3 separate regions of the Homo sapiens genome follow, and regions 2 and 3 are each linked to region 1. A link is a loop called in an ENCODE intact Hi-C map of the cell type or tissue named here. Cell type or tissue: PC-9. All regions are shown on one strand. Each heading gives the region's core, and the rest is flanking DNA. Links, peaks and the distances in the headings are about the cores only. Region 1 overlaps AFTPH (aftiphilin). Region 2 overlaps LINC02245 (long intergenic non-protein coding RNA 2245). Region 3 has its middle 26 kb from the start of LINC01800.

Evidence for each region. Hi-C counts contacts between places; a loop is a spot of excess contacts. Peaks named below come from ENCODE experiments on the same cell type or tissue, not always from the same donor. Only the 100,000 strongest peaks of a DNase experiment are listed, where the experiment ranks them.
Region 2: a loop joins it to region 1, with 14 times the contacts of the local background. A loop is called at or near these places in 4 of 110 quality-filtered maps.
Region 3: a loop joins it to region 1, with 5 times the contacts of the local background. A loop is called at or near these places in 50 of 110 quality-filtered maps.

The regions. Positions count from the first base shown.
Region 1 is chr2:64,580,752-64,591,488 of GRCh38, forward strand. AFTPH (aftiphilin) reads left to right here. Exons shown (of 10, transcript NM_203437.4): 8 at 439-522; 9 at 4,671-4,794. It overlaps LOC105374773 (a long non-coding RNA gene), which reads right to left. Exons shown (of 7, transcript XR_007086343.1): 4 at 397-590. Among named protein-coding and RNA genes, the nearest start is that of LINC02579, 21 kb to the right of the region's middle. RefSeq lists an enhancer at 1,667-1,726. In PC-9, for the core only: CTCF peaks have their summits at 6,314 and 6,513; a DNase peak (open chromatin) is centred at 6,370.
Region 2 is chr2:64,908,739-64,919,475 of GRCh38, forward strand. All of the region lies in intron 1 of LINC02245 (long intergenic non-protein coding RNA 2245), which reads right to left. Among named protein-coding and RNA genes, the nearest start is that of LINC02245, 18 kb to the right of the region's middle. RefSeq lists enhancers at 2,658-2,707, 6,754-6,833, 7,747-7,936, 8,307-8,356, 9,367-9,446. In PC-9, for the core only: a CTCF peak has its summit at 4,703 (motif pointing left); a DNase peak (open chromatin) is centred at 4,943.
Region 3 is chr2:64,884,379-64,895,115 of GRCh38, forward strand. No RefSeq gene overlaps it. Among named protein-coding and RNA genes, the nearest start is that of LINC01800, 26 kb to the left of the region's middle. In PC-9, for the core only: a CTCF peak has its summit at 4,757 (motif pointing left); a DNase peak (open chromatin) is centred at 4,723.

The sequences.
Region 1 (10,737 bases), core at 2,312-10,311:
CTTTTTAAAAAGCATTAATTAGAAACCAATATTACTAACATGAAAGATTGATTTGGGCATGTACAGTGATTTTTAATGTTGGGTTGAGATTAAAGTATTGTTTCCCTTTAACGGGTACGCATTCCTTTCGGTCTTTCTGGTATGGCTTCCAGTTTTGATTGAAGCAACTGAACTCCTAAAACCTTACTAAGTGTTACATTCTTTACATTGTACATGAGAAAATGTACATTGAATTAAATTGTTATTTTAGAAATGTCCTTAGTAATGAAAAGCTAATACTGTACACATTGTTTTAATGTTGATTTTTAAAATGTGTAATGATTACTAATTATAACCTGCATGTTCAAGTGTGTGTCTTACCCCTTTTTACACATAACCCCTCCTCCCTTGGCTTACCTTCTGTGTGGCTGCCTACCAACACGGTCACTGAATTTCAAGCTAGTGGAGGTTCCACTCTTCTGAACCTTGATTTCTTTGGGCCCGTGGATGACAGTAGCTCTAGCAGCAGCACCACAATCCCAGGTCAGCAGAGTGTTAAAACCACAATTCCAGTTTATTTACTAAAAGCATGACCACATCACTTGACTTTCCTATAAACAAGGAAACAAGTAGATTGTATTCTCTATAATGTCTTTTTAATACTTTTCTTTCATCTGTTGTTATTTTCTAGTATCTGATTACAAAAAAATGACTTATGTATTTCAAGGAAAACTTTCTAATATTCAAAGCTGAAAGTAGTTTCTAGGAATAAAACATCCCTAATGTCCTTAGACAGTTAAAGGCAGGGCTGTTGGTTTTTTTTTCCTCTAAGTGGAAAATGTGATATTTTATATGCTTATTTTTAAAAGCATATTCTATAAAGCCATTTGAAAAAAATACAAGTTTAGAGATAGATAGAATATTTTAGTATACAAAGATGACTTTACATTGTAGTGCCTGTAATAATATAACCTTTACAAATTCCAGCATTCAATTAGTTGTTTATTAGTGCTGCTAAATATATAATTGGGTTCCAAAATGTTGGAGTCTAGCACTAAGTATATAGTCCCACATAGAACTATTTCTGTTTTTATGTAGCTCTTAAATAGAAAGTATACTGTTAGTTTTCCATGGGAAAAAAAATGTTACAAAAGTTAATAGTAGAAAATAATTGCTATGAGATACTAAAAGCTAGAGATTAAAACTTACTGGAGTGCCTGTTAATGTTCAGCCCTGCAAAAGTTCAGTTCATTGACCAAAGGACTAATGTACTTTGTCACTTTCTAACTGAATAAAAGATTAAAATTATAATGGCATTTTTATGTTTACATTTTATTCAATATTAATAACTGTCATCCCAACAGGTGATCTGGTAATCATGTCCATTGATCACCAGACAGCTGTTGGGGTGCCGTAGAGATGCCCATGCCCAGAATGCATAGTGAGAGTCCCTTTCTGTCCCCACTAGTGGCCAGATTCACAACTAGCCTGGTTCCTGAGAATTCACTGGTTTTGTGCTATTCCACTAGATAGTGCTACCACCCACTTCCAACAGTTGAGCAGCCATGATGGGCTGTGGATGGGGGAGACTAACAGTCAGCTCAGAGTGAACCTGGGACCTAGGATGCCCTTCTTGAGATCTGGTTATGCAAATCTGATTCTGCTGCAGGGAAGTTCCAAGGTCATTTGGTATAGAATGACTGGATTCCTCAAATCCAAGCCCCTGGTTATTCTTACTGTTTTCAAGATTTTGCAAGCATATAAAAAACCAATCTGTCTGGTTTTGACTTCAAAATGATATTGTACTATTTACTTAAATTACTTCTAAATTTACATTTGATCTGTGCAGTGACCTGGGTGAGCTAATTGTCTGACATTTTAGAATACTTACGGGGGGGTAGGAGGGACAACCAAAAACATGTATATCTTTTTGTTACTGTATTCCCAAGAATTATTAAGCTCCCATTTTAAATTTGCTCTCAGCTTTGTTTTGTCATAAACTGTATTATAATTTGAATGAGGTCACTGTTTTTCTTTTGGATCCCTAAAAACCTGGTTTAAATTTAATTTTTGGTTACATTTCAAACTCATTTAAAAACCATTCATAGGAGCACAAATAACGTGGCTATATAAAGAAGTACAGAAATGACCTGATAATCAGGCTCAGTGTACACAGCTGCGAGAAGAGCAAGCGGTTTCAGAAGCTTAGAGCTGTAATGGAAGTGAAATCAGCATGGTCAAATGCAGTTCTCATTACTTTGGAGCCTTTTAAATATTTTTGTTCAATATTTTCATTAATATGCTCTAGATGCTATATAAATTTGATTACTATATATTTGCTTTGGCTTCTTTTTATTGCTATTGGGTTTTGTTAAAAGTTACCATCAAGCTACAGGTATCAACACCTTCCTTAGTATTCCATTTCATCACTTGCTTGCATTTTTTCTGACTTGTTTCTGGGAAAGTCATTTCGTCTTAGCTTGCGGTTATTTAATTATTTTGTGTGTGAGACTTAGGAGGTTGGCATAGAACTTGGTTGGCTAGCTTTAGTTATGTAACTAAACCATGCCTCATTAAGGCTCTGTTAAAAAAAAAAAAAAGACCTTCCATTAAAAAAATTACTCTCCAATTATTAAATAGTTGTCTTGTTTTTGAAAAATCTAATCATAGTTTTGGGGGGGGTTTTGGTGTGGTGGTAGTTATTTGGGGGTGTGATTTTGTTGTCTTTTTTTTTAATCTGCCTCTTTACTGTTTGACAGTCAAGTGGCCAGTATTTTATAAACCCAACTAAGTTTTTACTAGCACTTACCTATTGCCAGTCAGAATGCAGTTATTTATTCTGCCTTATACACTAGACAGCAACTTAAATTTTGTGGTTGCTGGAATCTAGCCTTTAGAGAGGGAGGTACTTTGGGCTCATGTAGTCCCTTTACAGACATATACAATTTTTTACATTTTAATTGCAACCCATATTCTTATTACAGGAACACAAAGGAAAGTCCTTTTAAAGTATATTTTGAAACCGTACCTTAATGAAATACTGAGAACTTGGGAGAGTCAATATACATTTTCTATAGCCTTCCTCCCTTGTTAGACTTCGTAACTGTGGAAGTCGCTTTTGCTTGTCTGATTTCTGTAAACATCTGAGATCTGTGTTTACTTCTGTAAAGTTGGTTAATAGAAGTCAGTTTCTGATTTTTTAATTTTTTAATATGTTAAGTATCTTAAAAGGAAAAAAACTTGTTAATCTAAATATATGCATTTATATATGTTATTTATATATAACTTGATCTGCTGATCTTACAGGGCATTTTTTTAAAGAAATAATAAGTAAAAATTTCAGAAGCTCTAAGACATTCTTCCTTAGAATTTTGCTTTGCTGTTAACGCCCGGCAACTCATGAACTTTTTTTCTCAAGTTATTTGCTGGTACCAGGAGAGTGTAGGATTAAAAATTTTTTTTTTTACTCTGAATATTATTCAAAGTGTAACTTAAGTTTAAAATATTTAAACTGTTCTTTTTAATGTTATTGTTGTCATCATTGCTATAAATCTGTATTACATGAGAAATACACAAAGTTATATGTATTTTAATGCAGTCAGATGGGGGAGATTTTTTAAATCAATTTTTGCAATAAATCTAACCCTCTGAGCTTCCTTTTGAATTACTCTAACAAGATATTTGAACTAATGACTACCAGATTCAGACATGAGACTACAGAAATTAACCCTGTAGACAAGAATTTTCATTTTGTTCAAAAGTAGTACTTTTACTCACCTTTTCTGAAAATCTTTTACCCTCCCCACCTCTAACCTGAAGAAAGAGCTATGTGGTATATGTTTATGATTAGTCCTTAGTCATGATTTTTTTTTTTTTTTTTTTTTGAGACGCAGTCTTGTTCTGTCACCCAGGCTGGAGTGCAGTGGCGTGATCTCGGCTCACTGCAAGCTCCGCCTTCCGGGTTCATGCCATTCTCCTGCCCCAGCCTCCTGAGTAGCTGGGACTACAGGCGCCCACCACCATGCCCGGCTAATTTTTTGTATTTTTAGTAGAGACGGGGTTTCACCGTTTTAGCCAGGACGGTCTTGATCTCCTGACTTTGTGATCTGCCCGCCTCGGCCTCCCAAAGTGCTGGGATTACAGGCGTGAGCCACCGCGCCTGGCCAGTCATGATATATTTAAACTAACCAGATCATTTACCATGTTTGAGACTTTGTGGTAGCTTCTAAATCTTTTTCTGTGGAAGAAAATAGAGAAAAAATAAGGAGGTGAGGAAACAGGAAAATTTTTAAAATGAGATTAGTTAATTGAAAAATGGGGTGTCACATCATGTGCATTCTATTTATAAAACATTGATAATTTTATATCACATCCTAATCCAAATTGGGGGAGTTTTCTATAGCAGATAGAAATTTTAGAAGTATTTGGGTAGCATCTGCTGCATAAATGCTAGCTTAAGGATATATTCGTTCCAAAATGGAATTTGAAAAGTCTTTTCCTGTTTTATAAAAACTCCAAAAAGTGGAGTTTATACTGTAAAAAATAAATGCAGTATTGCAGTGTTCTAAAGATATGTTCTGTTTGTAAAACACTCAGATGTTTACAGAATATTGCCTTTTGCATCTTGGATTGTGGCTAACTGGGTAACCCATTGCAGCCTGCCATCACTGACTATCATTTTATACTATAAGGTGTGGATCCGGAGTTGTATGAGTTAACAACTTCTAAGCTGGAAATCTCCACCTCAAGCCTCAAAGTGACTGATGCATTTGCAAGACTCATGTCTACAGTAGAGAAGACAAGCACATCTACCAGGTAAATAAATAGTGTCAATTATACCCACATTTTGAATTCTGAGATAAAACGACCCAAAGGAAAAAGCATGTCAGTTGACAGCATTTCAATATATTATATCACAACTTGCTTTATAAAAGTCAGTCGATGCCCAAGTCCAGAAAATATTATCAAATTATGTTTAATTATGAACTTTATTAGAACAGGATTATTTCATAAGAGATTGGCCAAGGCTGACAGATGTGGTTTTCTTCCCCCACCCCCTGCCCCCCCACCTCACTTTGTAGAGACTAATTCTGATTAAGTATTGTGATCATAAAGCCATTATAGAAACACTCTCCCTTTCTCTTCATAATTACTGAGAAGATCATCTTTGAGAACCCAGTTTTGTAATCCTGGAGTCACCTAGGCTGATCTTTTTACTTGCAGGCTAAGATGGTTCTTGGAATTTTCATTGACATGCACCTCTGATTTGGGAGGTAAAGCCTTACTTTACCAGGCTTTCTAGAAGCCCCTTCAGAGGCATGGCCTATTGAAGAGCAATTACCATCTCCCTGTGTTGGAACTAAAGGCACGGAATGTCACTCGGGCCATGTGTTTGCGATTCAGAGAATCTTTAGTTTCATATGATTAGGCTAGTACAATCCATTGCTTTGAGTTATTGTTAACCATAAGACTAAGCCAGTTTCTAACAGGAAGATACTATTCTGAACCAGGAAATCACTAGTGCAAAAGCAAATACTGGTTGATTGACACGCCAGCTCTGCTGTCTCAAATCTGTGATGCATCAGCATTTTAAAGTGGAACTATTTACCTATTAGTTGCCTACTTTAAAAGAAGTGTTATAGCTCTTTCTCCTGAATAAATACATCCCAATCACATGTTAAATTCAGGTTTATATTTTAAATAGATTCTTCTATAGAAAGACATCCATTTAAAAAAGCCTTTTTTATTGTGAATAATAAATGTTTCTCTCTCTTAACTTTAGCTTGAATTATCATATTGTCTTTTAAACTTTGTGTGCTTTTATTCCCCCAGATTTTTCTTATTGCCTTTAATATTTATAATTATGAAATACATTATTATACATTAGACTACCCTTAACTTTTCCCTAGAATGGCTTTGTAGCATGTAAATCCTTGTTTGTCTGCCAGTTCTCTCCATTGTTCTCATAGCCCCATGTCTTTGCAGTATGCCACCTGGCATTGCCAAAGCCTCCTCTTCAATGAACCTACTTGTAAATGTGGCTATGTGGCTTTTTTTAAATTTTTTTCTTTCCAAATAAATCACTTCTTCAAATCGAAACTCCTCTCATAGAAAAAAATGGATGAGAAATTTGTATATGTTAACTAAAAGCTAACACACATTTGACTTAAAAACCAAAAAGGATGCTTTTATTGTTTGGGTTTCCCCCTGCTATTTTTAGGACAACCCTTTCTGGGACAGTTCTACTCTTTCCTTCCTTTGTTTCCCCTGCAGTCTCACTGACCAAAGAACTATAGAAGTTTTGAAAATCCCAATGATGAGAATTCATTTCGTGCCATTAGGAGGAGCTCTAAACCACCTTAACTTGTTCTCCTAATTCGTTAACTCATCCTTGAAACATGCTGAATCTAGAGAACTCTTCCAAGCCCTATCACTTTAAGAAGCTATTTTCATTTTTTCTCTTGTTCTATACTAATAGGGAATGAACTAATAATGTATCCTGGAGTTAATGTCTGCTAATTCTGTATTGAGTTACTCGCTAGGACCTGTCCAGCATCATATTTAAAACAAAATAAATTGGAGAGAACAGGTTGCCAACTTTGTATTTTCTGTTTTGAGAAATGTCATTTGAAAATGGTAAAAAAATACAAATGCCCGCAAGTCTTAAAATACTGTAAAATGTCCCAACGAGTGATTCTCAATCGTACAGAGCAGAGACAGGCTGGTAGCATAATTTCAGAAAGCATTTTTAGTATCTTATTTTTAGGTTTTCTTTCATTTTTCTCTTGAATAAAGTAAACTGCAAAAAATAAAGCTCAGCAAAATCTTCTTGGCTATTGCCAATAAGCAGAAGATAAAGTGAAAAGGCATTTTGATAGACTATAGGGTAAGAAGGAGTTAAACAGTGGTCAAGGTAGAAGAAATTTGACATGGACCAAACAATATCCAGTACTCTTTACTAAGTGCCTTTGAGTGTCTCAGGGAATTTATATGTGCTCTTCTCTTTTGGAACACAAGTTGTGAAAGTGACTTCTCACTTTGAGTTTTTTAAAGAAGTGCAAGTTCTTAGTTTTAAAATAGTTCCATCTTCTTGCCTAACTTTCCTAATATGGAGGAAAATTACTTCCTATTCTAAATCACTACTAATTAGTGACAGCTAGTTAGTAGCCATAGACCTGTAACTGAAGTTTATGCAGGTCAAAGAAATTTTATTCTTTTTTAGGCCTTTTTATTGAGATAAAAATTTATAATTCATTCAGGTGTTCAATTCACTGGTTTTTAGTATATTCACAAGGTTGTGCAACCATCATCACTATCTAATTCCAAAACATTTTTATCACCCCAAAAAGAAACCCTGTACCCATTAGCAGTCACTCCTTATCCCTCTCGTTCCCCAGGCCCTGGCAACTACTAATCTGCTTTCTGTCTCTACAGATTTGTCTTTTCTGGTTATTTCATATAGATGGAATTCTATAGTCTGCAGCCTTTTGTGTCTCGGTTTTGCTTAGCATTCTGTTCTCAAGTTCATTCATGTTGTAGTATGTATCCGTATTTGTTTTTTGGCTGCATAATATTTCATTGGAAATAGCACATTTTGCTTTTCCATTAATCAGTTGATAATTGGGTTGTTTTCACTTTTTGACTATTATGAGTAGTGTTGCTGCTGTGAACACTTGTGTATACGTTTTTGTGTGGACAGATGTTTCCAACTCTGTTAGGAGTGGAATTTCTGGGTCTTATAGGAACTCTAACTTCTTTGGGGAACTGCCAAACTTTTCCAAAGTGATGGCACCATTTTACATTCCCACCAGTAATATACATTCCAAGTTCTCCACATTCTTACCAACACTTGTTATTGGTCTTTTTGGTTATAGCCATCCCAGTGGGTTTGAAGTGATATCTCATTGACATTTTTGTTTGCATTTCCCTGATAGCTAATCATGTTGAGCATCTTTTCATGTGTTTATCGACTATTTGTATATCTTCTGTGGAGAAATATCTGTTCAGATCCTTTGCCTTTTTTGTTTTTGTTTTAGTAGAGACAAGGTCTCAGTATGTTGCCCCAGGCCGGTCTTGAACTCTTGAGCTCAAGCGATCTCCCTCCTCAGCCTCCCAAAGTATTGAGATTACAGGCATGAGCCACTGTGCCCAGCCATTTGCCTATATTTTAATTGGATAATTTGTCTTTTTATTGTTAGGTTGTAAGATTTTTAAGTATATTCTGGATACTAAGCCTTTATCAGAGAAATGATTTGAAGATATCTTTTCCAATTCTGCAGGTTGTCTTTTCATTATCTTGATAGTATTCTTTGACACACAAAAGCTTTTAATTTTGATAAGATCTAATTTTTCTTGTGATTTAGGTATCATATCTAAGAAATCATTGCCCAATTCATGGTCACAAAGATTTATACCTAGATTTTCTCCTAAGAGTTTTATAATTTCAACTCTTACATTTAGGTCTTTAATCCATTTTGAATTAATTTCTGTATATGGTATGAGGTAGGAGTCCACATTCATTCTTGTGCAGGTGGATATCCAGTTGTCTGAAAACTGTTGAAATGATTTCCCCCACTGAAAGGTTTTGGCACATTTGTCAAAAACAAAAATTAAAAAACAATTGATCATGTTTTTTTCCTGGACTCTCAATTATATTCTCAATTATATTCCATTGATAAAAAGGATAAATCTTCACTAGAGAGGAATAGATCAAAATTAGGTCACTGCCTTTGAGAAATGATCATGATATAACTTTTTATTTTCAAATTCTCCTTAAGTGTTTGCTTCTTCCCATATTCTAAGAAGACTAGCTCACACCCATGCACAATGACCACAGATAAATGCACAAACTATGAACTGTGTAAACTTTTTATTTTAAAATATAATTTCATATTGCCTCTGAAATAAGGCAATTGTTTAAAACCCTAGAATAATCTTTACCAACTGTTTCTTAGGTAAAAACTTATTTTTTGCTGTCTGTTCCTACACCCAAACTGCACTCCACAAATGGGAAAGTCCATTTAGGTGCGCATTTATTCACTGTTGTTTTAAATAACCATTTATCATTATAGAAGTAGTAAAGTATATTTTTAGAAAGTTAGGAAATCCGGACCAAAAAAAATTAAAAATGAAAGTATCACATTCTTACCATTCAGGATCACTATAATTCCTTAGTGTAATTCTTTCAGATCTTTTCCTATGCAAATACATATATGGGGGGGGGGGGGGGGTTTCCACCAAAAATGAGATTTTAGAGGTCATAGTGAATTGACCTCTAAAATTGACCTAGTCTTAGTCAGTGATCTCTGTCCATTTCAGTGAGTTTTCATTTCATCTACTTAGGCTATATTCAGATTTCTCCAACTATCCTTTCTCAGCTTTGTACAAACCAGTATTCAATTGAAGACTATTGTACCTGGCTGTTGGGGCTCTTAAGTCCCTTTTAACCTAGCATATCTCCTCATTCCTTCTGTTTTCTTATTAACAGTAGCTTATATAAAGATTAGTATAGGTGTCCTACAGAATGTCCTAAAAGCTCTGGATTTGTCTGTTTGCTTCCTTCAAGTAATATTTGCTGTGTTCTCTATCTCCCTATTTTCCTGTAAATTGGAAATTATATCTAAAGGCTTGCTGAATTCAGGGTAAATATTTTGGCTAGAATGCATCCTAGGTGTTATATCACATCAGAAGATCCATACATCTGGTTGACTCCATTGTTAGTGGTGCTGAGATTGACGATTGGTGAGAAACTGACCTTTTCCATTATACAGTTCCAGGTTTTCACTTGTCATGTATCTGGTTTTACTTTGGAATGATGCAGATATCCAGTTCCCCATCAAACGTCCACATAATAGTTTTGCCACTATTTAAGTGCAATTAAAAATGTAGATTTTCATCAGAAAAAAATGTTGGATTGCTATTCCATTCTTCTAAGAACCTAGTACTGAATGCAGTATTTGGTTCATCTGCTATATGCCTGATGCTTTTTCCCTTTTGAAAAACTTTAGTCCTAAAAGTCGTTGGATTTTTCATTCATTCTATAAAATCTTTTTATTTCAGTCTGGATTCAAAGTGGTAACAGAAAAGTCCTAGGAATAAAAAAGCCTGTAGCTATCCTTCCTTTCTTGCTTTACCTCCTGGCTTCCTGCACCCCATCCAAGGAAAAAGGAAACATTTAGGTCAAAGAAATACCTTGTGTCACATCTAAGAATACCAGCTATCCTTTACCATAAAAGAGAATTATTAGGCTTTTTATAATGAACAACTTGAAATGATTTTTGGTCTAAAGCGAATAATATGTATAACTACTCCTTTAATATATTTAATATCCCAGAAAAAGTTTGAATTGCAATCATGTGCCCAATTTGAGGCTCATTTGGCATTTTCTGTGGCTCACCTGCTGAGTAGACCTGGGTCACCAGGCATTTTCTTGTCTGTGTTAGGCACCAAACTGCTAATTTCCCATATCGGGGGCCAGTGCAGCAAAATCTACTTCATCTACAGGACCCATAGGATTTGAGATTTCCCTCACCCAGAGTTCCGTCCTGCCTGTGTACGTGCATAATAACACCAGCAACCAGCCCTAGTGCTGCTGCTTTTGGACCTGCTGTCTGTATCCCAACAGGCTGAGACTGGGTCTTCTGAGCTGAGAGCTTTCTCTCCTGGAATTCCCCACTGGGGATAAAGAGAGCCTGAGGTTAAAATGACTTAGTCTTTCCCTGGGCACACTTTGTTTCAGGCTGAGGTAGTTTTAGCGGG
Region 2 (10,737 bases), core at 906-8,905, 330 kb after region 1:
TGAGCTGCTTAAGAAGACCTGGAAGGCGAGGTCCAGGGAGCTAAGTAAAGCCATGGAAGGAGCTGTTGTTGTCCAGGGATGGGCTGAGTCAAGGAGGCACAACCAGGAGGCAACCCATGCTGGGGGCTGAGAGAATTGGATCGTGTGTGAAACTGAAGGAAGGAGAGGACACACGTGGTAGGAAGAGGGGATCAGACAAGTGTGGGGGAGGCAGATGGGAGGCAGTGAAGGTGCCTTTTAAATTCCTGATCTCATGCTTTGTAAATGTGGTGATGGGGGCACCTTTTCACATGGTACCAACCGTGCTTTCCCAGAATGGGGTAGCTCCTTAAAGAAGACATATACACAGAAGGACGAAATTCTTTTTTTTTTTTTTTTTTTTTGAGTCAGAGTCTTGCTCTGTCACCCAGGCTGGAGTGCAATGGCATGATCTCGGCTCACTGCAACCTCCGCCACCCGGGTTCAAGCGATTCTCCTGTCTCAGCCTCCTAAGTAACTGGGATTACAGGTGCCTGCCACTATACCCAGCTAATTTTTTTGTATTTTGAGTAGAGATGAGGTATCACCATGTTGCCCAGGCTGGTCTTGAACTCCTGACCTCAAGTGATCTGCCCGCCTGGGCCTTCCAAAGTGCTGGGATTACAGGTGTGAGCCACTGCACCTGGCCAACAAAATTCTTGTGTGCATTGATTTTTCTCTACTTAGATCTGTTCATACTTATGCTGTTTATTAGGTAACCCACGCTTGGAGCATTGCGGATGAAACTTATGAAATCTTTGAAAACATAGCCTTTTAGATCAATGCAAAGCACACGTTAAGATAAATCTGGGGTCCAGTTGTGGCAGCTCATGCCTATAATCCCAGCACTTTGGGAGGCCGAGGCGGGCGGATCACCTGAGGTCAGGAGATCGAAACCAGCCTGGCTAACATGGTGAAACCCCGTTTCTACTAAAAATACAAAAAATTAGCTAGGCGGGGTGGTGAGTGCCTGTAATACCAACTACTCAGGAGGCTGAGGCAGGAGAATCGCATGAATCCAGGAGGCGGAGGTTGCAGTGGGCCGAGGTTGCACCATTACACTCCAGCCTGGGCAACAAGAGCAAAATTCCATCTCAAAAAAAAGAAAAAAAAAGAGAGAGAGAGATAAATCTGGATAATTTCTGAGTCACACTGCGAGGGATCAAATCCTGGCTTCTATACGATATACGAATTTGCTCTGCAGCTTTGGGCAAGTGACTTCGCCCCTCTGTTCTTAATTTATAAAGTGGAGATAATAAGAATACATTTAGTTCCAGTAAGGTTGTTGAAACTAACATAAAACCCAATCCAAATGGGCTTTAACAGGAAAAGGGAAATTACAGGCTTATGTAATTCAAAAGATCTAATGGTAGCATTCAGGTGTGGTTTGATCAAGACTCCGGTTCAGTTTCTCTGAGATTTCCTTTGACTTTGATCATAGCAGCAAATTGGGTAGGAACGCAGATTCCCCTTTGCACAGCCTGCCATCTAGGAAAGGATGTTCACACCCAGCATTCCTGTCCGTGGTTCTAAGACTCACTCTAGCTGGACTGGAATGGTGACCACCCACAGAACCTCATTGTGGGCAGGGTTAATGGGCTGAGCCTAGGGCCACACCCCACCCATGGAACCAGGTATGGAATTGGCTTCCCTGGAACCTACTGGACTCCTCTCAGAAGTCAGAGGCTGCTGGGAAGAAGGAAGGGAAAATACAAGCATGGGAAGCAAGCTAGAGGAATTGTTACCGACCACAGGTTCTTAGGCACCCATGCAATAGCAATTGACAGGAGGCCAAACAAGTTTCCCAGACAAGACTTTATGGGCGCTTGTGCTCCAACACAAGGAAACTAGCCCACAAGCAAGAGTTCTTGGCTGGCCCCACTGAGGGGAGTGCATTTCGGTGTCTTAAGGAGGGTGACATGCATAATTCATGAGGTAGGTGAGCCTCACTACATGTGCGGGGTGGAGTACAGGGTGTGCAGGCATGGTAAGGAATCATGCCAACACATACTGTTGTGTGAGCAGAAAATAGCAGATAAGCCCTCCTCTGGGCAGGGATTTTAGTATTATAATGAGGCAAGGGGCAAATATCATTCTTCGGATCTTATGTGCATGCAGGCTGTAGGATTAACTCCCTTGAGTAAGATTTAGGGTGGATGCTGCTTATCTTAGATTCTTCAAGATCGCAAGGTCAGCGGGGATGCGTTAGAGTGATGGTGGTGCAAAGTCTGCTAATTGACAGGTGTGGGAGTGGGGGCCTCATTCCAGTGAGGGCTGAGTCCTGTCCCTATGCTGTCTCACAATCTGCTATATCCATGCACACTGTTTTGACCCATGACTCCTCCCCCAGCAGTTATGGCCTTCTGGTGTCCTAAGTTAACCTTAAAGAAGCAACATAGAGCTAGTTTGTCATGGGAAATTTTGACAGACTCATAAAGGAAAAGACATGATAGGTCACAGCAATGCCATGTCTATACTCATTTCCAAGAACCACATTGTAACCCACATGTGTATTGGTTGTGAAACTCTTAAACTCTTTCTCCAGGGCCAGAGTATGACTTTTGTGGGTCTCCATTTTTGCCTTCATCATCCCTTTCTTCTATAAATAGTACTAAGAACTATATTACTAAGTTGATACTGACAGAGTTCAAGACATAGTATCCACAAATATAGCACGTTGGCATTTGAGAAAACAGCAGAAGCAGGGAGGCCACTCTCACCTTCTCCTCACTCTGCTCCCCTGAAGAGGGCCTTAAGAGAATTATCTGACCTTCCTCCGAAGAAAATCTTCATTCCAGAGATGTCCTTCCTACACCCAAGGAAAGGAATTTCCTTTTCTCTGAAGACACAGGAACACAAAAAAGAATCTAAACAGGACTTGCTAAGTACTTTCCAGTTTAATATCATTAGATCATAGTTTTTTATCCTCCAATCATACTTCTGCATGGCTGTCTATAAAATACACAGTTTTTTCTGTTTCTTTGGGCCTTCATTTCTGAGTGTTCCCATGTTATATAATTTTCTTTTTCTATCTTCTTTTTTTTTTTCTTTTTGAGAGAGAGAGAGTCTCACTCTGTCACCCAGGCTGGAGTGCAGTGACACAATCATAACTCACTGCAGCCTCAACCTCCTTGGCTCAAGTGATCCTCCAACCTCAGCCTCCAAAGTAGCTGGGACTACAGGTGTGCACCACTGCACCTGGCCAATTTTTAAAATTTTTAGTAGAGACAAGGTCTGGCTATGTTACCTGGCTTGCCTTGAACTCCTGGGCTCAAGTGATCCTTCTGCCTTGGCCTCCCAAAGTGCTGGGACTGCAGGCGTGAGCCACCTTGCCCAGCCCACATAAAATTTGTATTAAATAAATTTGTGTGCTTTTCTCTTGTTAATCTGTCTTTTATTATAGGTGCCTCAGCCTCGAACCTTGTGATGAGTGAGAAATCTTTCTCCCCTACGGTATGTCTGTATTAACATTATATATTAAAACATTGTCTTCTAGTTAAAAAAAAATTGAAGCATTTTCATGAGCCACTAAAATTATCATGAACTCTGGGCTCTGCCCCAGCTGTGCCTGATGGATGGGTCCACCCTGCCTTTATTCCCAATGCACTACAGGAGAAAAGTTTCAATGTGCACCTTGCCGAGAATTTCATCTTCTTTATGTTGCCCATGGCATTTTCTGAGCAGCTTTCCTGGAGCTCTGTCTGCCATCTTGCTTATGAAAACCCCAAGTTGTGTAATGGTTACCTGACAGAATGGGAATCCAGATCTCCTTCAGGATACAGCAGGATGGAGGCCTGCAGAGATGGCCTGAAAATAAGTAGCTGGATCCTAAAAGAGTGGAAAGGCAAGTGTTCTGTGCAGTGTTCAGGCATTGAAGCCGTCCTCTTAGTGAATGAGGAAAGAGGAAGAACCCTAAAATGATCCCAATGGCCTGCACACCTTCCTTCCTTCTGTTAAGTTTCTATGATCATGAGTAGGTTCATCCTTTTATTAAAAAGTTTAATAAGCCAGGCATGGTAGCTCACGCCTGTAATCCCAGAACTTTGGGAGGAGAAGGCAGGTGGATCCTTTGAGCGTAGGAGTTTGAGACCACCCTGGGCAACAAAGTGAGACCCTGTCTCTTTGAAAAAAAGAAGTTTAACCAATCTTGGCAGGTTAAGTTATGCTGTGGTAACAAACGACGCCAAAATCTCAGTGCTTAGAACCACAAAGATTTATTTTGTATCCATCCTACATGCCCTTCTTGGGGTGGCTAGGGACTGTCCTCCATGTCCTCCTTACTCAGGGAGCCTAGCGGATGGAGTGGCGCCGTCTGGAACCGGGACAGCAGTAGTGGCAGGAAGAAGGAAAATGTGGCAAATTGCAAATTGGTTGGTGAGCCTGCCACTGGGAAGTGACCTGTGTCACTTCCACTCGCTTTTCTTTGGCCTCCAACACTGATTCAGAAGGCGGGGAAGTACGATTTCACCATGCTTCCAGGGGGGCAGAATAAGAATATGCAGTGGCCAGCCTCAATGATTGCTGCAATAATTTTCATCTTTTTTTTTCTTTATCCTTTCATTCTTACAAAACTTGCACATGGTAACCAATAGCTCCATTCTAGGGTGAAGGAAAGAGCCTGAGTCTCTGCTGTGGCTGGGGACAGGAAATGCACCCACCTGCCAAGCTGCTGGTGACACCTGGTGGCAGCCAGGAAGCCCCAGACTCCTGAGGGAGGAGCAGTGTCCCTATTCTCCGGCCCCCAGGTGAGAGTTCCCAGCACTGGCTGGCCTGCTGGGCTGAGCAGGTATCTGGGGATGAGGACTTAGGAGTATGAAGGCCAAGGGCTCCCTGGGAGGGAAGAGAAGGTTTCTCCAGAGATGTTCACAGGGCGTGGGATCTCTAGGTAGTAAAAGGAATGCAACCTGGCTTCTTGCTCCCAGAAGGTGAAGCCAGACGTATTGTGATGTGTGGCAATCTAAATGACAAAATACTTTGTGGACACGGTTGGGAAGTACAGATAATGACATTACATCATGTCCATTACATAAACGAAGTGAAAAAAAGGTAGATACAAAAATAAGACTACAAATGACAGTTTGAAAAGAATGTTGTGTGTGTGTGTGTGTGTGTGTGTGTGTGTGTGTGTGTAGCAGGTATGAATAAGTCCACAAACTATATGGGCAAGACATATTTGATTCCTTTATTTCCTTTTAATCAACTTAGTCCTGCCTCTGAGCTCTCATTCATCCTGATAAAAATTTGTCCCCAGTTATTTTTAGGGTTTCCCACTGCCATGGTTGTGCTGGGGTCTCTCGTCCATAGCTGCAAAACACTGGCATTCTCCTGTGATTTTTGAGTCCATGGATACAGCCTTCTTCCACTCCACACAGTCCGTGGAAGCCCCCCATCTGGCTGGGGTACACGAATCAATCTTGGTGGGCCCGGAGACTCGATTCCTCAGAGGCACCCTCTGCAGCGTCACCCCGGAAGTCTTGCCACACCACCCACCCCCCATTCTCACCTCTCCTTTCTGCCTTCTTCCTTCTCTCCCACCTGCCCCTCAGAACACATACTCTTGAATGAGTTTAAGTTTTTCAAGAGGAAGAAGTACATCAGCCTTGCTGAAATAATCGAATAAGGGGATACCAGCAACATGGAAACCAGAAACCAGCCTGGACAACCTGGTGAAACCCCGTCTCTACTAAAAAAAAAAAAAAAATTTCAAAAATTAGCCGGGTGTGGTGATGCGTGCTCATAGTCCCAGCTACTCAGGAGGCTGAAGCACGAAAATTGCTTAAACCCGGGAGGCGGAGGTTGCAGTGAGCCGAGATCACACCACTGCACTCCAGCCTGGGCGACAGAGCAAGTCTTTGTCTCAAAGTAATAATAATAATAATAAACATTGAATGTACCTCTTCCTCAGGGAAAGGAGGTTAAATAAAGCTGGATTTCCATCTGAAAAGGGAGATAGAGGGGAAATATGGACAATAACATATGAAGTAAGAGTCAGAAAAAAATCTGTACATGTAAATAGATGTATATGGAATCACCTCATAATGTCACGGTGATTGTTTATGGAGAGTGAGGTTGCAGGTGAGTTTTATTTTCGACCCCACCTCTGGTACTCATGACCTTTGTGTGGCCCTCTCCCACTCTGTAACAGGGCGAGTTTGGGTGACCTATAGAATACAGCAGAAGTGAAGGTTCGTCACTCCCCACTGAGGCTATATAAAGGGCTGTAGTTTCCATCTTGGACACTGTCTCTCTTGCTCTTTCTCTCACATCATTTATTCTTAAGGGAAATTTTGTCCTGAGAAGCACTATAGAGGGGCCCAGCCATGGCCTCCTGCCAACAGCCACATGAGTGAGCTTAGAACCAGACCCTAGCAGGCCACTGATGCAATCCATCTGTAGTCCCAGCTAGTTGGGAGGCTGAGGCTAGAGAATTACTTGAGCCCAGGAGTTCAAGGCAGCAGTGAGCTATGATCACAACGCTGAAAAAGCAGCAGATCCTGCAACCTGCCAAGGCTTCACATGAGAATAGCCCTGACAACATCTGGACTGCAACCTCTTGAGACTCCCTGAGTCAGAACTACCCAGCATATTTCAGACGAGACCATAAAAGAGGAAGAAAAGAACCACCTGGCTGAGCTGCTCTCAGTGATAGTGAGATAACAGATGTTTGATATTTTAAGCTGCTGGGTTTTGGAGATAACCTGTTACACAACAACAAATAACTAACACAGTATTTTCCCCGCAATTTTCAAGTTCTATATAATGTACATATATTGCCTTACAACCAGAAAAAAAATGTTTTCAAAGATCAAGTAAATCCTTCATTCCAGTGTGATACAGAACAACCTGTTCAGTTGTCTGTCTGAGTACCATCACTGCTTTGCACACCTGTACCCACTGAAGTCCATGTGGTAAGACACCAGCTACACACCAGGGAGGCCTGAACAGGGGTTGGTCTTAATTTGGTTTTGCCAGAGAACTTCGTGTTGCAAAACATCCCATAAAAAGGGATGATTCTTTTCGTGTGATGCAGGTCTTGCAAATGTAGCCAAAAATCAGTTAATTCCCTCAGGAAATTGGATAACATTTAAACCTGGTTAACTGCCTCAAACGTTGTATAAAGTAATAAATAGCATTTGACTATTACCAACAGCTACATTTTGTTTATAGAGGATTTTCTTTCTTTTATTTTTTTTTATTATTATTTTTTTTTAGAGACAAGGTCTCCTTCTGTCGCCCAAGCTGGAGTGCAGTGGTGCAATCACGGCTCATTGCAGCCTCAACCTCCCAGGCTCAAATGATCCTCCCAGCTCAGCTTTTTGGGCACCTGGAACTACAGGCACATGTCACCACACCCAGCTTGGATTTCCCAAAATTGGAAATGTACATTTTTCTTTTGAAGGTCAGTGGGCCTAGAACAAAATGTGGCATGGTAGGGAGAATGCTGTCCTTGAACCTGAAGCCTTCCCTCTGCCAGGAACAGCTCTGTGGCTCTGCAACAAGTCACTTTGCCTCTCTGGCCAGTTTCCTTATATGTAAAACAGCAGTGTTGAATATACTATCTCTAATGACTCCAAAAATTTGTTACCCTATATAGTCTTGCTTTAACCTACCATGGTATTTTGGCTCTTGAATGACAAGCCTGAGCCCCCACTCATGATGGATGTTGCACTATCCAGTATGGAGGCCACTATGTGCATGTGGCTAAATTCAAATTAATTTAAATGAACTAAAATTAAAATGTATTTCTCTGTTGCAGTAGCCATGTTTCAGGTGCTCCATAGCACCTGCAGCCAGTGGCGATGTATGACACAGCGCAGAGTTAGAGCACTTCCACCATCACAGAAAGTTCTACTGGACAGCTGCTCTAGGGCCTCACCTCTCCAAGTGTGGTCCACGAACCAGCAGCACCACATTACCTAGGAGCCCTTAGAAATGTAGACTGGGCTCAGACTGGGCACAGTGGCTCACGCCTGTAATCCCAGCACTTTGGGAGGCCAAGGCAGGCTGATCACCTGAGGTCAGGACTTCAAGACCAGCTTGGTCAACATGGTGAAACCCCGTCTTTACTAAAAATACAAAAATTAGCCAGGCGTGGTGGCAGGTGCCTGTAGTCTCAGCTACTCGGAAGGCTGAGGCAAGAGAATCGCTTGAATTCAGGAGGCGGAGGTTGCAGTGAGCTGAGACTGTGCCATTGCACTCCAGCCAGGGCAATAAGAGTGAAACTCCGTCTCAAAAAAAAAAAAGAAAAGAAAGAAAGAAAAGAAAAGAAACGTAGACTCTTGGGCCCTACCCCAGATCAGCCGAATCAGAATCTGGATTTTAACAAGATTCCCCAGTGCCTCCTGCAGGTGTGAGTTTGAGAAGCCCTGCTATAGGGAATGTTCTCTGCTGAGCAGGTGACTGGAAGGACAGAGTGGTGGTTAGATGTGTGTCCTCGGCCGGATGCAGTGGCTCATGCCTGCAATCCCAGCACTTTGGGAGGCCGAGGCTGGAGGATCACTCGAGCCCAGGAGTTAGAGACCAGCCTGGGCAACATAGGGAGACCTTGTCTTTACAAAAACATAAACAAAATTAGCCGGGCATGGTAGTGCATGCCTGTGGTCCCAGCTACTTGGGAGGCTGAGGCAGGAGGATCACTTGAGCCTGGAAGGTCAAGGATGCAGTGAGCCAAGATCGTGCCACTGCACTCCAGCCTGGGCAACAGAGTGAGACCTTGTCTCAAAAAAAAAAAAAAAAAAAAATTGTGGCCTCTGTGACCACACTCAGCGGATGTGTAGCCTGGCTACTTCTTGGCTGTGTGAACTTAGGCAAATTTCTTAACCCTTCTGGGCTCCAGTTTCCTTATTCAGAAAATAGTATCCATCTCATGGGAAACTCTGAGGCCATAACAATATAAGACAATTATCACAGTGCCTCCCTAACACACAGTAAGTGCTCTTTAAATGACAGTTTTGTTATTTTGGGGTTCTGCAAGGTTTCAGGTTTCTGACAACCCCAGGCCTTGAGATCCAATGCAGACAACAGGCCAAGAGCGGCTCTTCTCCTTTCTGCCACAGGGTGGCGCTGTGTCACAACGTCCTTTCCTCTCCCGCAGACTTGGAGCTGGCTCCCCGGCAGGAAACCAGAATTTGAGATTTCCGCTGTCTCTGTTTCCGATTACTAAGCACGACCGGGCAGCCTGGACACCGATCCAAGCATTCATCTGGCAGATAATAGGAAAACAGTCCTCAGCTTTGTATCCAGTTGGAATGCAAAAGTAAGGGTCGAACCAAGAGTTCAATAAGGGCTGTGTGAAAGTGGTCGTGGAAGCCGGAGACTCCTGATGGAGGGCTGGGGGCAGGGAAGTTTCGGATTTTCTGTATCAGCTGTGCAACGACTTGTGTTCCTTGAACCACATGTTCAAACTACAGCCCTTTGCTGGCCAAGTATATGGGTGTGTGTGTGGGCGGGGAGTCGGGGTGGGGAGCCTGTGGGAGGTGTGGGTGTGAGAAGGAGAGACAGAGAGAGGATTTTTAATGTTTTGAAACAGGGTCTTGCTCTGTTCTCAGGCTGGAGTGCAGTGGTGCAATCACAGCTCACTGCAGCCTCGACCTCCCTGGCTCAAGCAATCCTCCCGTCTCAGCCTCCTGAGTAACAGGGGCCACAGGCATGTGCCACCATGCTCGGCTAATTTTTTATTTTTGGTAGAGATGGGAGTCTCCCTATGTTGCCCAGGCTGGTCTCAAACTCCTGGGCTCAAGGGATCCTCCCATGTCAGTCTCCCAAAGTGCTGGGATTACAGGTATGACCCGCCGTTTCTGGCTGGGATTTTTTAAGGAGTCGATTTCTAAAGTTTCTCAAACTTGAGCCTACCTCACAGTCACCTGGGGAGGCTTGATTGCTTGGCCATAGTCTCAGAATTTTCAATTCAGTGGGAGGTCTGGCCTGAATAATTTGCATTCCAAACAAGCTCCCAGGTGATGCTGACGCTTCTGATCCAGGGACCGCCCTTCACTACCCTAAACTGAAAAGCTCACCTGGACCAAATTAGATACTCCTAGTTCAAGAGAAGGACATCACTCCAGAGGAAGTTCCTTTAACACCCCACCCATGGTGACACCCTCAGCACTCTTAGGAACCTCTTAAGTCCCCCTTGGGCCATGTCAGGGGACTTGTCAGCCTGAAACCCCATGTGGACAGGAAAAGTGGCTACAGGGCCAGGAGCTAGGGTTATTCCCAAGTTAAGGTCCCCACTTCCCTCCAGACTCTTAATTCATAACTCTTGCTGTGTCCTGAGAAGGGTGATTAAGACCCTCAAAACCCTGCTTAGTCCCACTTGTGGCACCAAACCTGCGGAGAGCACTCTTTTTGCCTGATGCCACCAGTCCAAAGCAGAGTCACTTCCCCCTAGAAATAGGAAACAGCAGAGGTCTGGATGATTCTGATGGGGGTGTTGGACATTTCAGAGGGAGGGTGGACAACTCAGATGGGACCCCCACTGGTTGATACAGGCTGATTGGAACAGTCATGACCAGAGAGAGTGTCCTAAGAACAAGCCTGTGTCCTCCTCTGAGTTCCTCAGGCACTAGGGCCTCTGCATGTATGGCACTGATCATATACTGCCTGGCCATGAGTCGTGAGCTTTGCTATTCTTTTAAAAAGAGTATGTGGCCCAATCAGGATGTGCCAGGCTCAGCACCAAGCTTGAATGGGAGCCCACATCCTCACAATGGGGAAAAC
Region 3 (10,737 bases), core at 884-8,883, 300 kb after region 1:
TTTATATTTTTAGTAGAGACGGGGTTTCTTCATGTTGGTCAGGCTGGTCTCGAACTTCCAACCTCAGGTCATCCACCTGTCTCAGCCTCCCAAAGCGCTGGGATTATAGGTGCGAGTCACTGCCACTGGCCCAGATATTTATTTTTCATAGCTCTGGAGGCTGAGAGCTCTAAGATCAAAGCCAGCAGATTTGGTGTCTGGTGAGGGCTCCATCTTTGCTTCCAAGATAGGTGCTCTTGTGTGTCCTCACATGGCATAAAAGTGAAAGGGGAAAAGGGACTAAGGCATTCCCTTTGATCTCTTTTTTATTGTTGTTGAGACAGGGTCTCACTCTGTTGCCCAGGTTGGAGTACAGCAACACAATCACAATTCACTACAGCCTCAACCTCCTGGGTTCAGCTGATCCTCCCACCTCAGCCTCCTGAGTAGCTGGGACTATAGGCATGTGCCGCCACTCTCAGCTAACTTTTGTTTGTTTGTTTGTTTTGTTTTGTTTTGAGACAGAGCCTCCCTTTGTTGCTCAGGCTGGAGTGCAATGGCATGATCTCCGCTCACTACAACCTCTGTCTCCTGGGTTCAAGCGATCCTCCTGTGTCAGCCTCCCGAGTAGCTAGGATTACAGGCATGTGCCACCACCCCTGGCTAATTTTTGTATTATTAGTGGAGACAGGGTTTCACCCTGTTGGCCAGGCTGGTCTCGAACTCCTGACGTCCAGTGATCCACCTGCCTTAGCCTCCCAAAGTGCTGGGATTACAGGCATGAGCCACCGTGCCCGGCTGTCACCTAACTTTTTGTAATTTTTGTAGAGACAGGGTTTCACCATGTTGCCCAGACTGGCCTCAAACTCCTGGGCTCAAGCAATCTGCCTGCTTCGGCCTCCCAAAATGCTGGGATTACAGGTGTGAGCCACCAGGCCTGGCCTTGACCTCTTTTATAAGAACAATAGTCTCCCTTATTGGGATGGAGTGCTTATAACTTCATCACTTCCTCAAAGGTACCACTTCTTAATACACTGGGTATTCACTTTCAACATATTCAGTTTCAACATATGAATTTTGGAGGGACACACACATTCAGATCATAGCAAGTATTCAGTCCTCATTCCCACCTACCCAGCCTTTGGCAACCACTAATCTTCTTCCTATCTCTACAGAATTGCCAATTCTGGACATCTCATATACATAGAACCATACAATACCTGGTCTTTTGTGTCTGGCTTCACTTACAATGTTTTCAAGATTCATCCCTGGTATAGCATGCATCAGTACTTCATTCATTTTTATGGCTATTCTGCAGTGATTAGGTCTATGCAAACCTGCCTCCAAAGGCCAAGGGAGTTGAGAGGCCAGAGAAAGAGGCTGGCAATCCAGCTTCTCAGAAGTAAACATTTAATAGGGATATAGGAATGGAAGCCATGTTCCTGGTGGTACGAGACAGTGAATCCCCACACCATTACCCCCCAGGCCCAGGGCTTATATACCATAGGGAAAAGATATCCATGCCTCAAAAGGAATTTGCCTAAGAGCAGGATTTACAGTAAGTAGTAAAGTAGAAATCTTAGAGGCATTCCCCAAATGGGTTTATCAGAAGTCAAAATGGCAGATTAGCATCCAAGATGGAGTTAGTTGCTTTAGCCTCTGCAATAGAGAAAAGATAGATTGTTGCCTGGAAACACATTTGGTTTATTCATTCATCTGTTGATTCCACATTTTAGCTACCTATTATATGACTATAAACATTCATTGCAAGAGTTTGTGTGAACGTAGGTTTTTTATTCTCTCAGGTACCTAGGGGTAGAATTGCTGGGCTCATAACTCGATGTTTAACCATTTGAGGAGCTGCCAAGCTGTTTTCCACACAGCTGCACCATTTCCCATTCCCAAAAGCAATGTATGAGGGCTCCAATCTCTCTATATCCCTACCCGCAGTTGACAATGTCCTTTTTCTTTTTTTTTTTTTTTTTAATTATAGCCATCCTAAGGGTATGAATCGCATTGTGGTGAAGTAGTAAGTAGTATTGCATTGTGGTGAAATCTGTCTTGTAACTAGGAAAATAGGCATTCTTTTGCCTTTGCTGTTTGTGATAAACCATGGAGGTTCTCTATGTTAGGCCAGCATAAGACAGTTTGTGGTTCTGCTTCTTCTGTTCTCACCACTGGGCCCTGGCCTGGAGACCTCCTCCTCACCGAGGACACTGTCAGAGGGACTCAGGTGGATTGGGTTCAATCCTGGTTCTGCCAATTGTTAGCGAGGATGAACTTATTAAAGGGCAAGTTATTAAAGTTTCCTAAGCCTCATCTCTAAAATGGGAATAATTTAAGTGACTGCTAATTTATTTCAAGGACTCTAAGATATACCCTTTTCACATCTTAACATCTCTGAAATAGAGATGTGTTTTAAGGTGTTTGTGGGGCTGGCAGGAGTTGTGAATGTAGTCATTCTCACCTGGACATACACATTAGAACTCGCAGATGGGATGTCAGCTGCCAGATAGAGAACCCCAGAGACAAGAGTGGAGCCTCTTTGAGGCAATGCCACCGTACCAACACTCTTGCCACAAAGGACAGCACTGTGGGTAAAACTCGGATCTCAAGGACTGGGCCATGGTGATCCCAAGAGTGGGCCCTAGATCAGAGGAAGTTTGGGGAGTATCTTCACCTGTTCATTTCACTTGTATTTTCCCTATTATCTATGCACAAGAGTGGTATGCAGTAACCATCTCTGTTGAAGGAAATCTAAAAGAGCTCTTTCAGAACTGTAAAATAAAAATTCTAAGGGCTAAGAAATACTTTGTGTCAATTAATTGACTTTATTTTCCTTTTTTAACAGTATATAAAATAATGATGTGTGTGACAATCAGTGATGAAATAAAGGTACCTACTTCCCACATTGGAAGGCTATTGAGAGGCCTTGGCAGGGGGCGGATAGTGTGCGTGGAACACTGAACACAGGGCCTGGCAGAGAGTAGTCCTGTTATAAATGTTGCTGGTTAAGAAGATTATTCACAATAACGTGCCTATTTGTAATATTATTGTAGCAGGACGAACCACTGACAAAACCCCTCAGACACTGGGTGAAGGAAGGATTTGGCTTTATTTGGCCGGGAGCCTCGGCAGACTCACGTCTCAACAGCCGGGAGCTTCGGCAGACTCATGTCTCAAGAACCGAGCTCGCCAAAGCCAGAGTTCCTGGCCCTTTTAAGGGCTTACAACTCTAAGGGGTTCCACATGAAACGGTTGTGATAGATTAAGAGCAGATGTGGTTAGAGTGGGGGGTTAACCTTTTAACCTCAGGCCTGGTCATCAGTGGCACTGGCTGGCCTTGCCACTGACTTCATTCCTGTTGTTTTTCAACTTTTTACTTCCTCCTTCTCTTCAGAGACAGGAGACAGTAAGAGAAATGGCCTCGCTCCTCATTTCCCCCTTTGAGAACCTCATTCACTAGTGAGAGTTCTCACTGTCATGTTCACAACCCAGGTCTTCCTGCCAGTCCAGTTCCATCGATTCCTAGAGTTACATACTCTCCTGTTTTCCAACGGAGATCAAGTAGTTCTAACGGGTTATAGCACACATCAGGTTGGTCACTTCCTGGGATGCATTCCTTGTACTGGGTGGCATTATACACACAAGTCCCTTTTAGAGTCCAGTACATTCATAATAACTATAAAACAGAAAGACTGTTTTAACTTTTTGCCCTACTCAGTAACTTGAACAGTCCTCAGTCTGAGGAAGGTCAGTTGAAGTCCTTACTGCACAAGTCCGAAATTTAAGGAAAATGAGTCCCACGATGAGTTTCCTCATGCTTTGGCCATGCGTGGACCCGTCAGCTTCCGGGTGTGATTGGGGCAGGGCTTGTCATCTTCTTCAAAGTCACCTTGCATGGGTTGTCTGGGCTTGGTTTCCCCTCCCAGGTCTCAGGTGCTGCGGGCTTTATGTGACTGTGGTGGATCCAGGCTGGGATTTCCTCTACTTTTATGGCTGTGGGGGTGGTCAAGACAACGGTCTGGGGTCCTTTCCACTGTGGCCGCAACGGGGCTATGTTCCAATCCTTGATCCACACCCAATCACCTTTGCTGTCTTCTGTACCGAGTCAGCCACAAATGCCAGCCCGTTGTCCAAGCTGATTCGTAAGGGCAGCCCAAACTTAGGGATGAGATCTCAGAGAAGCACACGGGTTACTTCACGAGCTTTCTCAGTCCGTGTTGGATAGGCCTCTACCCACCCAGAGTATGTACACACTAGAACTAGCAATTTCTTGTTACCTCCACATTTGGGCATCTCAGTAAAGTCTACTTGGAAATCTTCAAAGGGAGCTGCTCCAGAAGCTCGTATGCCGGGTGGGATGGTTGGACCTTGCTCAGCACTGCGCTGCCGGCAGGCAACACACTGCTGCACCACTATTTCTGGCAAGGGCTGACAGATGCGAGATGTAGAAGTACTGGCCCAACAACTTTTCAAGTGATCTTGACCTAGGTGGGTGGTCTCCTGCACAGCCAGTACGACTGCGGCTCCTCGCAGTTATGGCATGGCTATTCTTCCATCCAACAACTGGATCCATCCCTCTTCTATCACCTGCCCTCCCTCTGCCTGGAGAAGGTCCTTCTCTTCTTTAGATTAAGTAAGTACAAGGTCAGGTACCTGAGGGAGCAGGGGGACTGTGACTGATGCCCGGTAGGGGGTGGATGCTGATTTTCGAGCCTCTGAGTCAGCTCAGGAGTTGCCCAATGCAATCAAGGTGGAAGTTCACTGGTGTTCTTTGCAGTGCATGACTGCCACCTTTTGGAGCTTCCATACTGCCTCAATAACTGCAGGATCTCTTGCTGATATATGTCTTTTCCCCCAGAGTTCAACAGGACTTTTCCTTTATATAAAGCCCCATGCACTTGGAGGGTTAAGAAGGCATACCGAGAGCCAGTATAAATATTTACAGTCTTACCTTCACTTAGCTCTAAGGCCCAAATTAAAGCAATGAGTTCGGCCTTCTGGGCTGAAGTACCCTGGGGCAATGATTTGGCTTCAATGACAGCGTCCAGGGTTACCACTGCATATCACGCACACCTCTCTCCTTGTGGGTTGACAAAGCTGCTCCTGTCCACATACAGCTCCCAGTCTACTGATGCCCAAGTATGGTCTTGGAGGTCCAGCCTGCTAGAATAAACTGTGTCCAATACCTCTACACAGTTCTGTTCAACTGGGCTCTCTGGTACCGGGAGTAAGGTGGCGGGGTTCAAGGTGTTGCAAACTTCAATAGTTATGCAGGGCTTTTCACAGAGTAAGTTTTGGTACCTAGTTAGTCTAGCATTCATGAGCCAATGATGCCCTTTGGTATTCATTAAAGTCACCACAGCATGGGAGGCCTTTATGTTCAGGTTTTGCCCAAGAGTTAGTTTATCCACTTCTTGTGCTAGCAGGGCAGTTGCTGCCAAGGCCCTCAAACACGGGGGCCAATCTTTAAAAACTCCATCTAGTTGTTTGGAGAGGTAGGCTACCAGTCTTGGCCAGGGCCCCACCGTCTGGGTTAAAATTCCAACTGCCATTTTTTCTCTCTCTGACACATATAGTGTAAATGGCTTTGTCAGGTCAGGCAGCCCCAGGGCTGGGGCTGAAATGAGTTTCTCTTTTAACTCATGAAAAGCTCGTTGCTGTTGGGACTCCCATTCAAAAGACTCTTTGTTATCCCCCTTTGTGACTTCATACAGAGGCTTGGCCAGTACTGCAAAGTTTGGGATCCATAACCTGCAGAACCCCACAGCTCCTAAGAATTCTCTCAACTGCTTTCTGGTCTCAGGCTCCGGTAGGTTGCAAATGACCTGCTTTCTTTTTGATCCCAGGCTGCACTCTCCCTGTCGGATAGTAAATCCCAAGTAACATACCTGCTGTTGGCAGATCTGAGCTTTCTTCTTGGACACCTTATACCCACAGTCCTCCAGGTGCTGGAGCACGGTATCCATTCCCTTGGTGCGCCCGACTGCTGTGGGGTGTCCCAGCAGGAGGTCATCAATGTACTGGAGCAACACGCAACCTAGGTCTCTAGCGGGGAACTTTTGGAAGTCTCGAGCCAATGCCTCCCTGAAGATGGTGGGGGAGTTCTTGAACCCTTGGGGAAGCTGGGTTCAAGTGTACTGAGTGGTGACACCTGACCACAGATCCTCCCACTGAAAGGCAAACAGTTTCTGGCGCTCAGGGTCTAGTCTCATGCTAAAGAAAGTGTCCTTCAGGTCCAGGCAGGTGAACCAGCTGTCCTCAGCTGGCAGTAACCCCAACAATGTGTATGGGTTAGGTACCATTGGGTGCAAAGTCACTGTAGCTTGACTGACCAAGCACAAGTCCTGCACTGGCCTGTAGTCCTTGGTCCCTGACTTGGGAACAGGCAGGAGGGGAGTGTTCCATGGAGACTGACAAGGAACTATAATTCCAAAGGCCCTCAGGCACTTGAGATGGACCTGGATACCTTCAAGAACTTCTCTGGGGACCGGGTACTGATTTTGCCTGACTGGCTGGGCCCCAGGCTTAAATTCTATGAGTATGGGGGCCTGGTTGATTGCCAACCCTGGAGGGTTGTCTTCTGCCCACATCCTTGGCCACCGCTTAGCCAGAGCTATTCCTATCCCTTGGCCTGGCTCAGTTAATAATAAGAGTTTCCATGAGGTTCCAAGATGGCCCAATAGGAACAGCTCCAGTCTATAGCTCCCAGCATGAGGGACAGAGAAGACAGGTGATTTCTGCATTTCTAACTGAGGTACCAGGTTCATCTCACTGGAGTTTGTCAGACAGTGGGTGCAGGACAGTGGGCACAGCCCACGGAGCGTGAGCCAAAGCAGGGCGAGGCATCGCCTCACCCAGGAAGCACAAGAGGTCAGGGAATTCCCTTTCCTAGCCAAGGGAAGCTGTGACAGACGGCACCTGGAAAATCGGTCACTCCTACCCTAATACTGTGCTTTTCCAATGGTCTTAGCAAACGGCACACCAGGAGATTATATCCTGCACCTGGCTCAGAGGGTCCCACGCCCATGGACCCTCACTCATTGCTAGCACAGCAGTCTGAGATCGAACTGCAAGGCAGCAGCGAGGCTGGGAGAGGGGCGCCCACCATTGCTGAGGCTTGAGTAGGTAAACAAAGCAGCCAGGAAGCTTGAACTGGGTGGATCCCACTGCAGCTCAAGGAGGCCTGTCTGCCTCTGTAGACCCCACCTCTGGGGGCAGGGCATAGCTGAACAAAAGGCAGCAGAAATTTCTGCAGCCTTAAACGTCCTTGTCTGACAGCTTTGAAGAGAGTAGTCTTCAAAGACTCCCAGCACGGACTCTGAGATGTGAGAACGGACAGACTGCCGCCTTGAGTGGGTCCCTGACTCCTGAGTAGCCTAACTGGGAGACACCTCCCAGTAGGGGCCAACTGACACCTCATATGGCCGGGTGTCCCTCTGAGATGAAGCTTCCAGAGGAACAGTCAGACAGCAACATTTGCTGTTCTGCAATATTTGCTGTTCTACAGCCTCCGCTGGTGATACCCAGGCAAACAGGGTCTGGAGTGGACCTCCAGCAAACTTCAACAGACCTGCAGCTGAGGGTCCTGACTGTTAGAAGGAAAACTAACAAACAGAAAGGACATCCACACCAAAACCCCATCTGTACATCACCATCAAAGACCAAAGGTAGATAAAACCACAAAGATGGGGAGAAACCAGAGCAGAATAGCTGAAAATTCTAAAAACCAGAGCACCTCTCCTCCTCCAAAGGAACACATCTCCTCACCAGCAACAGAACAAAGCTGGATGGAGAAGGACTTTGACGAGTTGACAGAAGGCTTCAGAGTATTGGTAATAAACTTCTCTGAGCTAGAGGAGGATGTCGGAACCCATCACAAAGAAGCTAAAAACCTTGAAAAAAGATTAGATGAATGGCTAACTAGAATAAACAGTGTAGAGAAGACCTTAAATGACCTGATGGAGCTGAAAACCATGACACAAGAACTACGTGACGCATACACAAGCTTCAGTAGCTGATTCGATCAACTGGAAGAAAGGGTATCAGTGACTGAAGATCAAATGAATGAAATGAAGTTAGAAGGGAAGTTTAGAGAAAAAAGAGTAAAAACAAACAAACAAAGCCTCCAAGAAATATGGGACTATGTGAAAAGACCAAATCAACGTCTGATTGGTGTACCTGAAAGTGACGGGGAGAATGGAACCAAGTTGGAAAACACTCTGCAGGATATTATCCAGGAGAACTTCCCCAACCTAGCAAGGCATGCCAACATTCAAATTCAGGAAATACAGAGAATGCCATAAAGATACTCCTCAAGAAGAGCAACTCCAAGACACATAATTATCAGATTCACCAAAGTTGAAATGAAGGAAAAAATGTTAGGGCAGCCAGAGTGAAAGGTTGGGTTACCCCCAAAGGGAAGCCCATTGGACTAACAGCGGATCTCTCAGCAGAAACTCTACAAGCCAGAAGAGAGTGGGGGCCAATATTCAACATTCTTAGAGAAAAGAAGGTTCAACCCAGAATTTCATATCCAGCCAAACTAAGCTTCATAAGTGAAGGAAAAATAAAATCTTTACAGACAAACAAATGCTGAGAGATTTTGTCACCATCAGGCCTGCCTTACAAGAGCTCCTGAAGGAAGCACTAAATATGGAAAGGAACAACCGGTGCCAGCCACTGCAAAAACATGCCAAATTGTAAAGACCATCGATGCTAGGAAGAAACTGCATCAACTAATGAGCAAAATAACCAGCTAACATCATAATGACAGGATCAAATTCACACATAAAAATATTAACCTTAAATGTAAATGAGCTAAATGCTCCAATTAAAAGATGCAGACTGGTAAATTGGATAAAGAGTCAAGACCCATCAGTGTGCTGTGTTCAGGCGACCCATCTCACGTGCAGAGACACACATAGGCTCAAAATAAAGGGATGCAGGAAGATCTACCAAGCAAATGGAAAACAAAAAAAAGCAGGGGTTGCAATCCTAGTCTCTGATAAAACAGACTTTAAACCAACAAAGATCAGAAGAGACAAAGAAGGCTGTTACATAATGGTAAAGGGATCAATTCAACAAGAAGAGCTAACTATCCTAAATATAAATGCACCCAATGCAGGAGCACCCAGATTCATAAAGCAAGTTCTTAGAGACCTACAAAGAGACTTAGACTCCCACATAATAATGGGAGACTTTAACACCCCACTGTCGACATTAGACAGATCAACGAGACAGAAAGTTAACAAGGATATCCAGGAATTGAACTCAGCTTTGCACCAAGCAGACCTAATAGACATCTATAGAACTCTCCACCCCAAATCAACAGAATATACATTTCTCTCAGCACATCACACTTATTCCAAAATTGACCACATAGTTGGAAGTAAAGCACTCCTCAGCAAATGTAAAAGAACAGAAAATATAGAACACTGTCTCTCAGACCATAGTGCTATCAAACTACAACTCAGGATTAAGAAACTCACTCAAAACCGCTCAACTACATGGAAACTGAACAACCTGCTCCTGAATGACTACTGGGTACCTAATGAAATGAAGGCAGAATAAAGATGTTCTTTGAAACCAATGAGAACAAAGACACAACATACCAGAATCTCTGGGACACATTTAAAGCAGTGTGTAGAGGGAAATTTATAGCACTAAATGCCCACAAGAGAAAGCAGGAAAGATCTAAAATTGACACCCTAACATCACAATGAAAAGAACTAGAGAAGCAAGAGCAAACACATTCAAAAGCTAGCAGAAGGCAAGAAATAACTAAGATCAGAGCAGAACCAAAGGAGATACAGACACAAAAAACCCTTCAAAAAAAAAAAAAATCAATGAATCCAGAAGCTGGTTTTTTAAAAAGATCAACAAAATTGATAGACCACTAGCAAGACTAATTAGGAAGAAGAGAGAAGAATCAAATAGATGCAATAAAAAATGATAAAGGGGATATCGCCACCAATCCCACAGAAATACAAACTATCATCAGAGAATACGATAAACACCTCTACGCAAATAAACTAGAAAATCTAGAAGAAATGGATAAATTCCTGGCACATACACCCTCCCAAGCCTAAACCAGGAGGAAGTTGAATCCCTGCATAGACCAATAACAGGCTCTGAAATTGAGGCAATAATTAATAGCCTACCAACCAAAAAAAGTGCAGGACCAGATGGATTCACAGCTGAATTCTACCAGAGGTACAAACAGGAGCTGGTACCATTCCTTCTGAAACTATTCCAATCAATAGAAAAAGAAGGAATCCTCCCTAACTCATTTTATGAGGCCAGCATCATCCTGATACCAAAGCCTGGCAGAGACACAACAACAAAAGAGAATTTTAGACCAATATCCCTGATGAACATCGATGCAAAAATCCTCAATAAAATACTGGCAAACCGAATCCAGCAGCACATCAAAAAGCTTATCCACCATGATCAAGTGGGCTTCATCCCTGGGATGCAAGGCTGGTTCAACATATGCAAATCAATAAACATAATCCAGCATATAAACAGAACCAAAGACAAAAATCACATGATTATCTCAATAGATGCAGAAAAGACCTTCAACAAAATTCAACAGCCCTTCATGCTAAAAACTCTCAATAAATTAGATATTGATGGGACGTATCTCAAAATAAGAGCTATTTATGACAAACTCACAGCCAATATCATACTGAATGGAAGCATTCCCTTTGAAAACTGGCACAAGATAGGGATGCCCTCTCTCACGGCTTCTAT